2 separate regions of the Homo sapiens genome follow, and region 2 is linked to region 1. A link is a loop called in an ENCODE intact Hi-C map of the cell type or tissue named here. Cell type or tissue: CD14-positive monocyte. All regions are shown on one strand. Links, peaks and the distances in the headings refer to the core of each region. The heading gives the core; the rest is flanking DNA. Region 1 holds the start of ZNF140 (zinc finger protein 140). Region 2 has its middle 17 kb from the start of CHFR-DT.

Region 1 (4,389 bases), core at 206-4,205:
CCCATCAGCTTCCAACTCACTCACCTGAAAACAGATCTCTTTTCACTTCCCTTTTCCCCAGCCAGGGTTCTTTCCCTTGCTCCAATAAGGAAACCACATCTGGCTTAGAAATGGAAAGACCTGCTTGCAGAAAATGAAATAAATTCAAGATCAGTCATTGAATCCTAAGAGGGGCCACAAAGGAAATGTCAGATGTAAGTTTTTAAAATGTCTAAAAATAAGGTGCAGTTACGTCCCCATCTTAAAACTAATTTTAAGAAACCCCATACCTCTCTTGGGAATATTCAGCCAGATAATTATAACAGCCACCCTAACGGTCAAATTTTGCCTTGAGGGAGATGAAGAAGAATACTTACCCAGTGAGACCAGATGGCCATAGTTCTCCAACATTACACATCTGTACAAATCTCTTTGAGCAGGCTGAAGCCATTTCCACTCCTCCTGGGAGAAGTCTATGGCCACATCTCTGAATGTCACTGACCCCTGAAATGACGGACAGATATTTGCATGACCAGCACGCATGCCCCCAAACTCCCTCATCAAGGAATAAAATGAGTCTCACTGTGGAGGTTAGGCAATGTGTCTAAGTAGTAACAGTGAGAGTTTTCAGAATTCTGAGTAATTATATAATGAAGAGCCTAGCTCTTGTGTTTTGTTGTATAACTGGAGAAAAGGAGAAAAACATAAATTATCTGTCCTGAGATAATTTACAATTTTATTCAAAATAAAGGATTATACACATGAACAATATGGATTTTTGGCATTGGTTGTAAAAATTCTTAAGATTTTACAGTATTCCTTTATGTTAATAAACAATGTATATTTTCCTTAATACCAGCCTATTTTAATATAATTCAGCCAGAATTTCTTCAGGGTAATAATTCGCTACAGCAGATAACAGCACCACCCTTCAAATGGGGCATACAGTCTCAAGTTTGTCACAGTTATCCCTAATCCTAAAGAAATACCTGTGAAACTTAGTGGTAATTTTAGCAATGTCACAGAACAAGGAGGATAAGCAATAAAGAATCTTGATTCCGCAAGAAGAGAATGTAATACCTCCCAGGACAGAACCTAAAGCACTTTCCCTCAGAGTTAGGGGGAATAATATATAAGCCCTTGCTTTGCAGCCTGGTTTTGCACCACTTGAGTGATCCACATTGATCTATAAGGCATGAATGGGAATTTAAAATGTCTCAAACTAGTAGCAGTCCCAGATGGATGGCAGTTATAATTTACAGTTTTGAAGTTTAATAAAAAAGTGATTAAAGACTGTTGACTAATAAAGCAGCTGTTTCCTACACAGCAAGATCTGCAGCAGAGGTGGAAATTGGATTCCCCAGCAAAACTCAGAGAACCTCTGAATTTGGAGAGAAGTATGACAAAAAGTAGGATAAAGAAGTGGAACTGAAATGAGGGACTCATTTTGAATAGTTGACCCTGTTATCCCCACTGCTGTGAAGCACAATTACCAGCCAAGCCCTTAGGCCAAATCAAAATAAAAATGTGTTCCTTATGTCATGTCTGAAAAATGAGCTCTGAGGATTCGGAGATTTTGTTTTGGTCACTTCTGCATCCTCAAGACTTAGAATGAGTTGCACATTAGAATCACTTGGAAGGACTGTTAGACTGCTGGGCCAAATTCTCAGTTTCTGATTCAGAAGGTCTGGGGTAGGACTCAAGAATATTCATTTCTAATACGTTCTCAGATGATGCTGATACTGCTGGTCCAAGGATCACACTGTGGGAACCACTGAAAGTAGAGGTTCAGTAAAAACATATTGAATAAATGAATAAAGGGGCGCTGGAGTAACGTAAAGCACTCCTCATTCTAACACTGTGGGAAAGAGGAGGCGATGTAACAGCTGGCACCCTACCCTCTCACCCTAAAACATGCCAGCCAGGTCAGAAACCCCGCCCACATCTGGATAGCTTCCTGTCACTCTCTTCATGTATACTTAAGTATAAGCACCTGAAAAGGAGGAACAAGGGACAGGGTCCTGGGGTTCTGCCAGGCAGGTGGTTGTAGGAGAAAGAAAGCCACGTCCCAAGTCCTGAAAAACACGGCTGCACTTCACAAAGAAAAGCGGAAACAGGCCAAGTGGGTTGGCTCACTTGAGGCCAAGAGTTTGAGGTTACAGGATGCTATGATCGCTCCACTGCCTGGGCGACAGGAGGAGACCCTGTCTCTCTCTTAAAAAAAAAATAAAAATTTATATATATATATATATATATATTTATCAATCATTAGCTTACCTGAGACATAGCTCACAGAAGGGAAGGAGGAGATCAGAAAAGTGTAAAATGGCAGACCTGGCAGAGAGAGAAAGGAGCCCTGAGCGAACAGGCCAGCTAGGCCGCGCCCAAGTCACTAGATTCCCGCACTGGGGATTCCCGTGGCCCCCGCTCCGCGCCTCCCACGTAGAGAGCAGGGCGCCCTGAGAGATCGCGCTTGGACCACTGGCGCCGGCTTTCTCTTCCTGCCACGGCGCGCCTCCCCAGAACCCCCTCACCTAACAGTGGCCACAGAAGGATGCGTTTCCGTGGTGCTTTCCGCCAGGTGGGCGTAGCGTTCCAGGGCTCCGGACCGAGTCACCGCCCGGGGCCATCCGGCGCAGACCGGGAGGGCTCCTTTCGTTGCCTACAGCCAACACAGGCCAGACGCTCGGCGCCGCCCCCCAGGGCCCCTCCGCGGGCGTCGCAGGAATTGCGTCTTCAGAAGCCTCGCCGACGTCACCCCAACCAGGCCGCCGGCCTCAAGAAACTACAATTCCCAGAAACCAATGCGGCCCTGCGCGCAAGGGCTTTTCGTTCCTACTGGAACTCCCAGAGCGCCTCGCTGCCGTGCCCAGAACGCCAGGAGACAAAGAACGAGGGCCTGCGACAACTACAATTCCCAGAGCCATCGCGGCCCGGTGCGCCAGAGCATAGGGGCTATCCTCCCACGCCCAGAGCCGAGAAACAAAGAACCCGGGTCCTAGGCAACTACATTTCCCAGAAATAACCGCGGCCCCCCGCGGAAGAGTACACAGACCTTTGTGTTCCTATAACTGCCAGAGTGTCTCGCGGCCAAGCGCACAACTAGCGGAGAAACGAAGAACGTGGAACTCAGGCCACCACACTTCCCAGAAACAACCGCGACCCCGCGCGAGAGAGCATATGGCTTTCCCCGCCCCACTGCAACTCCCAGGGTGCTTTGAGGCCAAGCGCACATCATCGAAAGACAAAGAACACGAGCTTCAGGCAACTACACTTCCCAGAACCTCTAGCGACCGTGCGCAAAAGAGCGGAGGACGTTCTTCCCCTACTACGACTCCCAGAGTGCATCGTGGCCACGCCCAAAGCCGGAAGACAACGCAGAGCTCTGGCGACTACATTCCCCCAAACTCCTGCGCCGCACGCCAGAGGGTATAGGGTTTTCCTCCCCTACTACGACTCCCACAGTGCTTCGCTGGCGTGCACACACGGCCCAGAGACAAGGAACTGGAGACTCAGGTGACTACACTTCCCAGAACACACCGCGGCCCAGCAAGAGCCCAAGACCGCCTCTATTAAACAACTAGGATTCTTAACAACGACTGTGGAGTCAGTACTTCAGTCTAAGACCTTTTGCTACTGGAAAGGGGTCCGGATCTCAGACTCTAAGAGAGGGTTCTTGGATCTTGCACAAGAAAGAATTTGAGGCGAATCCATAAGGTGAAAGCAAGTTTATTAGGAAAGTAAAGGAATAAAGAATGGCTAATCCATAGGCAGGGCAGCCCCGAGGGCTGCTGGTTGCGCATTTTTGTGGTTATTTCTTGATGATATGCTAAACAAGGGGTGGATTATTCATGCATCCTCTTTTTAGACCATATAGGGTAACTTCCTGACGTTGCCATAGCCACTGGTGGGCAGTGAGGACAATCAGGTCGTTCTCATCGCTATCTCGGTTTTAGTCGGCTTCTTTACTGCAACCTGTTTTATCAGCAAGGTCTTTATGACCTGTATCTTGTGCCAGCCTCATGTCTCATCCTGTGACTACGAATGCCTTAACCTCCAGGGAATGCTGCCCAGCAGGTCTCAGCCTTATTTTAACCAGCCCCTACTCAAGATAGAGTTGCCCTGGTTCAACCGCCTCTGACAGTGGAAGACGTAGCAATGAGGACAGCCAGAAGTCACTCTCATTGCCATCTTGGTTTTGGTGGGTTTTAGCCGGCTTCTTTACTGTAAACTTTTATCAGCAAGGTCTTTATGACCTGTGTCTCATGCTGACCTGCTGTCTCATACTGTGAGTTAGAATGCCTAACGGTCTTGGAACGCAGCCCAGTATGCCTCAGCCTTATTTTACCCAGTTCTTATTTAAGATGGAGTTGCCGGGTGCTGTGGCTCATGCCTGTAATCCCAGCACTT
Region 2 (4,389 bases), core at 307-4,306, 180 kb after region 1:
GTCTCAGTTTTTTGTTAACTGTTCAATATTCATAGAAATGTCTCTACATGGGACCCTTTAACAGAGAGAGTAATCTGTCATAGCAAGTATTTCCTGAGTAGTTTCACTGATTCTATGTTTTTAGCAGGTCAATGTTTTCCTGGTTAGTTTTATGATTTTATCTCAATTTTTACCAGTTTGTAACCAGAACTGGAGTATTAATGAGAAGATATATAATTGTAAGTAAATATTCTATTTATTAGAAGAATAAATCACCCTGACAGTCAACAAATAATCTTTTTAAAATTTTTCATTGATGTATTGATTTATTTATTAGAGGGAGAGTCTCTGTCGCCTCATCTGGAGTGCAGTGGTGCCATCATAGCTCACTTCAGCCTCGAACTCCTGGGCTCAAGTGGTCCTCCCGCCTTAGCCTCCCAAGTAGCTGAGACTACAGGCACGTGCCACTGCGTCAGGCTGATTTTTGTATTTTTATTGGAGATGAGGTCTGCCTAGGTTGCCCAGGCTGGTCTCAAACGCCTGGGCTCAAGCCATCCTCCCGCCTCAGCCTCGCAGAGTGCTGGGATTAGAGGCACGAGCCACCACACTCGGCAATAATAACAATCTTTTTAATGGATCCACTCAAACAAAATAGAACCTGCTCAACTAAAATTTCCTGTCTATCCTCAAATAATATTAAAAACCATCCTATCTTAATATGAATTACCCTAAAATCTATTATTGGCAAATATAAGTTTTCAGTACATCAGTGAATGCTGAAGTTAGTTATATTGGGGAAACTGGCTTTTGAAATATATTTTTTAATCGATTGTAGATAGCATTGTGTGTTCAGAAGCTGTGATGGAAGTGGCATTCTACACCGGACATCTGCTGATACAATACACATCTCTATAGAATCTACTTATTATAAGGACCACTTCATGTATTATCATTATGAAAATCATGATCTGCGAAAATAGGAAGAAAATTAAAGCTAGAAATGTATGTGATTTAATCTCTCTGTTTTGGCTGGCCTCAATTCTGCAGCTTCCTAACACGTTTGAAGCAAGGGTCCTTGCCTGTGATTGTATTATTAATACATTCTATGTAAGCTTAGTTTAAATGATATTGTTCCAGCCAGGCGTGGTGGCACCTATAGTAACAGCTACTCAGGAGGCTGAGGTGGGAGGATCCCTTGATCCTAGGAATTCGAGGCTTCAGTGAGCTATAATGGTGCCAGTGCACTCCAGCCTGGGTGACAGCAACACCCTGAAAAAAAATTAAAAATAAGATAAAATGATATTGTTCATGTGAAAGAATGCCCATTCTTTTGCAAAGATAGTGCTCTTTTGGTAGCTTTTAGAAGTTTTGGATTTGGAAGTTGAGTTCTTCAAGTTCATTATTATTCAGGGTTGTATTTACAATTCTAGGTTTACAAACAGTTTGTCAACATCTACGAAATTAATTGCGGGGATTTTTGTCGGAGCGGCACCAACTCTACAGTTGGGAAGAATTGACATCTTAGCAATATTGTGACTACAATAATGAAAAAGGAGTATGCTCCGGTTATGTTTTCCTTTTTTTTCTCTCTTTCTCTCTCTTTCTTTTCCGTCCCTCCTTTCCTTCCTTCCTTCCCTCCCTCCCTCCCTTAAGATAGAGTCTCCCTCTGTTCCCCCGGCTGGAGTGCAGTGGCCCCATCATGGCTCACTGCAACCTCCCTCTCCAGGGCTCAAGCCATCCTTCCATCTCAGCCTCCCGAGTAGCCGGGACTACAGCCGCACACCACCAAGCCAGTCTAATTTTTGTATTTTTAGTAACGACAGGGCTTGGCCATATTTCCCAGGCTCCTCTGGACTCCTGACCTCAGGCGAGCCCTCTGTGCTCCGGACCTTCCGGAGTGCTGGGATTACAGGTGTGAGCCACTGCGCCGGCCTACGTTTTCTTTTAATAGTGTTTCATAGTTTTCTGGATACAGATGGTTTCATATTTTGTTAGAGCAAGGATTTCTTGGATTTGTTGTATCCAAGGATTTCTTTTTGTTGTTTTATTGCAAACGGTAGGCCTTTAAAGTTTTCCAGTTTCAGTTGACTTTAATATATTGGCTTTGTACTTTTGCTTCTTGTTACCTCCCCCACTCCTATCAAGCCACAGAAGAGGAGGCTCCACCGCACTTTTGATCTCCAAAATTATAGTTTAGGAGATACGGTTCAGAAAAGAGCGGGGAGGCGCGCTTCTTTCGCTGATGGGGTGCGCTCAGCTCCTGCGCTGCCCCTGGTGGCCGGCAGGGCGCGCCCAACCCTACGATTGTGGCTCGTGGCGCGCATGCGCATTCCGCCCGCGGCGTCGCCACAGGGTGAGGGAGCTTGGCTTCCTGAGAAGCCACCCAGGAGCCCCGGCTTGGGGATGACTTGAGGCCGCGTCTTCGGTGAGGAAAAGCTTCCCAGAGGAACTCTGCCGGGGAATCTCTAGAGTCATTGTCCTTTTTTAAAAATGTTTTTATAGGCCGGGCGCGGTGGCTCTCGCCTGTAATCCCAGCACTTTGGGAGGCCGAGGCGGGTAGATCATGAGGTCAGGATATCCAGACCAGCCTGGCCAACAAGGTGAAATCCAGTCTCTACTAAAAATACAAAAATTAGCCGGGCGTGGTGCCGCGCGCCTGTAATCCCAGCTACTCAGGAGGCTGAGGCAGGGGAATTGCTTGAACCTGGGTGGCCGAGGTTGCAGTGAGCCGAGATCGTGCCATTGCACTCCAGCCTGGGCAACTTGAGCAAGACTCCGTCTCTAAATAAATAAATAAATAAATAACGTTTTTTCGCTTTTTTTTTTTTTTTCTCTGAGACAGAGTCTGTTTCTGTCGCCCAGGCTGGAGGTGGTTTCGGCTCACTGCAACCGCCGCCTCCCGGGTTCAAGCGATTCTCCTGCCTCAGCCTCCAGGGTAGCTGGGATTACAGGCTCCCGCCACCACGCCCAGCTAATTTTTGTATTTGTAGTAGAGATGGGGTTTCACCATCTTGGCCAGGCTGGTCTTGAACTCCTGACCTTGTGATCCATCCGCCTCGGCCTCCCAAAGTGCTGAGATTACAGGCATGAGCCGCTGTGCCCCGCCATGCGCCGCATTTTCTTTCTTTCTTTCTTTTTTTTTTTTTTTTTTTGAGACGGAGTCTCGCTCTGTTGCCCAGGCTGGAGTGCAGTGGCGCGATCTCAGCTCATTGCAACCTCCACCTCCCGGGTTCACGCCATTCTCCTGTCTCAGCCTCTCCAGTAGCTGGGACTGCAGGCGCCCGCCACCACGCCCGGCTAATTTTTTGTATTTTTAGTAGAGACGGGGGTTTCACCGTGTCAGCCAGGATGGTCTCGATCTCCTGACCTCATGATCCGCCCGCCTGGGCCTCCCAAAGTACTGGGATTACAGGCGCCGCATTTTCTTATCCATTCATCTGTTGATGGACATTTAGGTTGCTTCCAAATCTTGGCTGTTGTGAACAGTGCTGCAGCAAACATGGCAGTGCAGACATCTCTTAGACATGCTGATTCCCTTTCCGGTATCTAGCCATCAGGGATTGCTGGAGCTTGTGGTAGCTCAATTTTTAGTTTTCTGAGGTACCTCCAAACAGTTCTCGGTAGTGGTTGTACTAATTTACATTCCTTCCAACCGTGTATGAGGGTTCCCTTTTCTCCACGTCCACCAGAGACACTTTCCTTAAATTCATAAGCAGAGATTCCCTCATGTTCTGGAATGTTCCCATGCGTTATTCTTTACTTTCTCTGGAAAGTAAAGATCTCGGAGTGAGATCTGTTTTAGGCATTTCCCTTCACAGAGGGGTTGGCAGCGGGAAACAGAGAGCACCTGGTGTTTCCTTAATCAGGATTGTTCTGGGAGGAAATCCATGCAAGTCCAGAGAAGTGCGTGGCCCAGGTGAGACTTGCAGAGAACAGTGTTCGTGCCTACAGCTTGGGGAGTCTGGGAGAAGGAAAATGAGCACTCCTGTGGATGTGCTTTATTCATTTCTTCCTGTCTTATTTTCCCTACAGGGTTAAAGTAGTTGTAAAGAAGAAAGTTTTGCAAAGTACATGTATTAAAACTCAAAACATTAGGCCAGGTGCAGTGGCTCATGCCTGTAATCCCAGCATTTTGGGAGGCTGAGGTGGGCAGATCACACGGTCATTAGATCGAGACCATCCTGGCTAACACGGTGAAACCCCGTCCCTACTAAAAATACAAAAATTAGCCGGGCGTGGTGGCACGCGCCTGTAGTCCCAGCTACTCGGGAGGCTGAGGCAGGAGAATTGCTTAAACCCAGAAGGCAGAGGTTGCAGTCAGCCGAGATTGCGCCATTGCACTCCAGCCTGGGCAACAGAGCAAGACTCTGTCTCAAAATAAAAAATAATAAAATAGAATAAAAATCATTA

Evidence for each region. Hi-C counts contacts between places; a loop is a spot of excess contacts. Peaks named below come from ENCODE experiments on the same cell type or tissue, not always from the same donor. Only the 100,000 strongest peaks of a DNase experiment are listed, where the experiment ranks them.
Region 2: a loop joins it to region 1, with 3 times the contacts of the local background. A loop is called at or near these places in 13 of 110 quality-filtered maps.

Annotation. Positions count from the first base shown.
Region 1 is chr12:133,079,197-133,083,585 of GRCh38, reverse strand. ZNF140 (zinc finger protein 140) reads right to left here and starts at 2,663. Exons shown (of 5, transcript NM_003440.4): 1 at 2,514-2,663; 2 at 2,257-2,313; 3 at 357-483; 4 at 25-120. The coding sequence starts at 2,265. RefSeq lists enhancers at 2,675-2,874, 2,945-3,634. In CD14-positive monocyte, for the core only: a CTCF peak has its summit at 2,649; DNase peaks (open chromatin) are centred at 2,425, 2,755 and 3,365; H3K4me3 peaks cover 3,969 bases; H3K27ac peaks cover 2,331 bases.
Region 2 is chr12:132,902,813-132,907,201 of GRCh38, reverse strand. No RefSeq gene overlaps it. Among named protein-coding and RNA genes, the nearest start is that of CHFR-DT, 17 kb to the right of the region's middle. In CD14-positive monocyte, for the core only: CTCF peaks have their summits at 2,016 and 2,216; no DNase peak of the experiment used is centred there; H3K4me3 peaks cover 568 bases; H3K27me3 peaks cover 2,087 bases.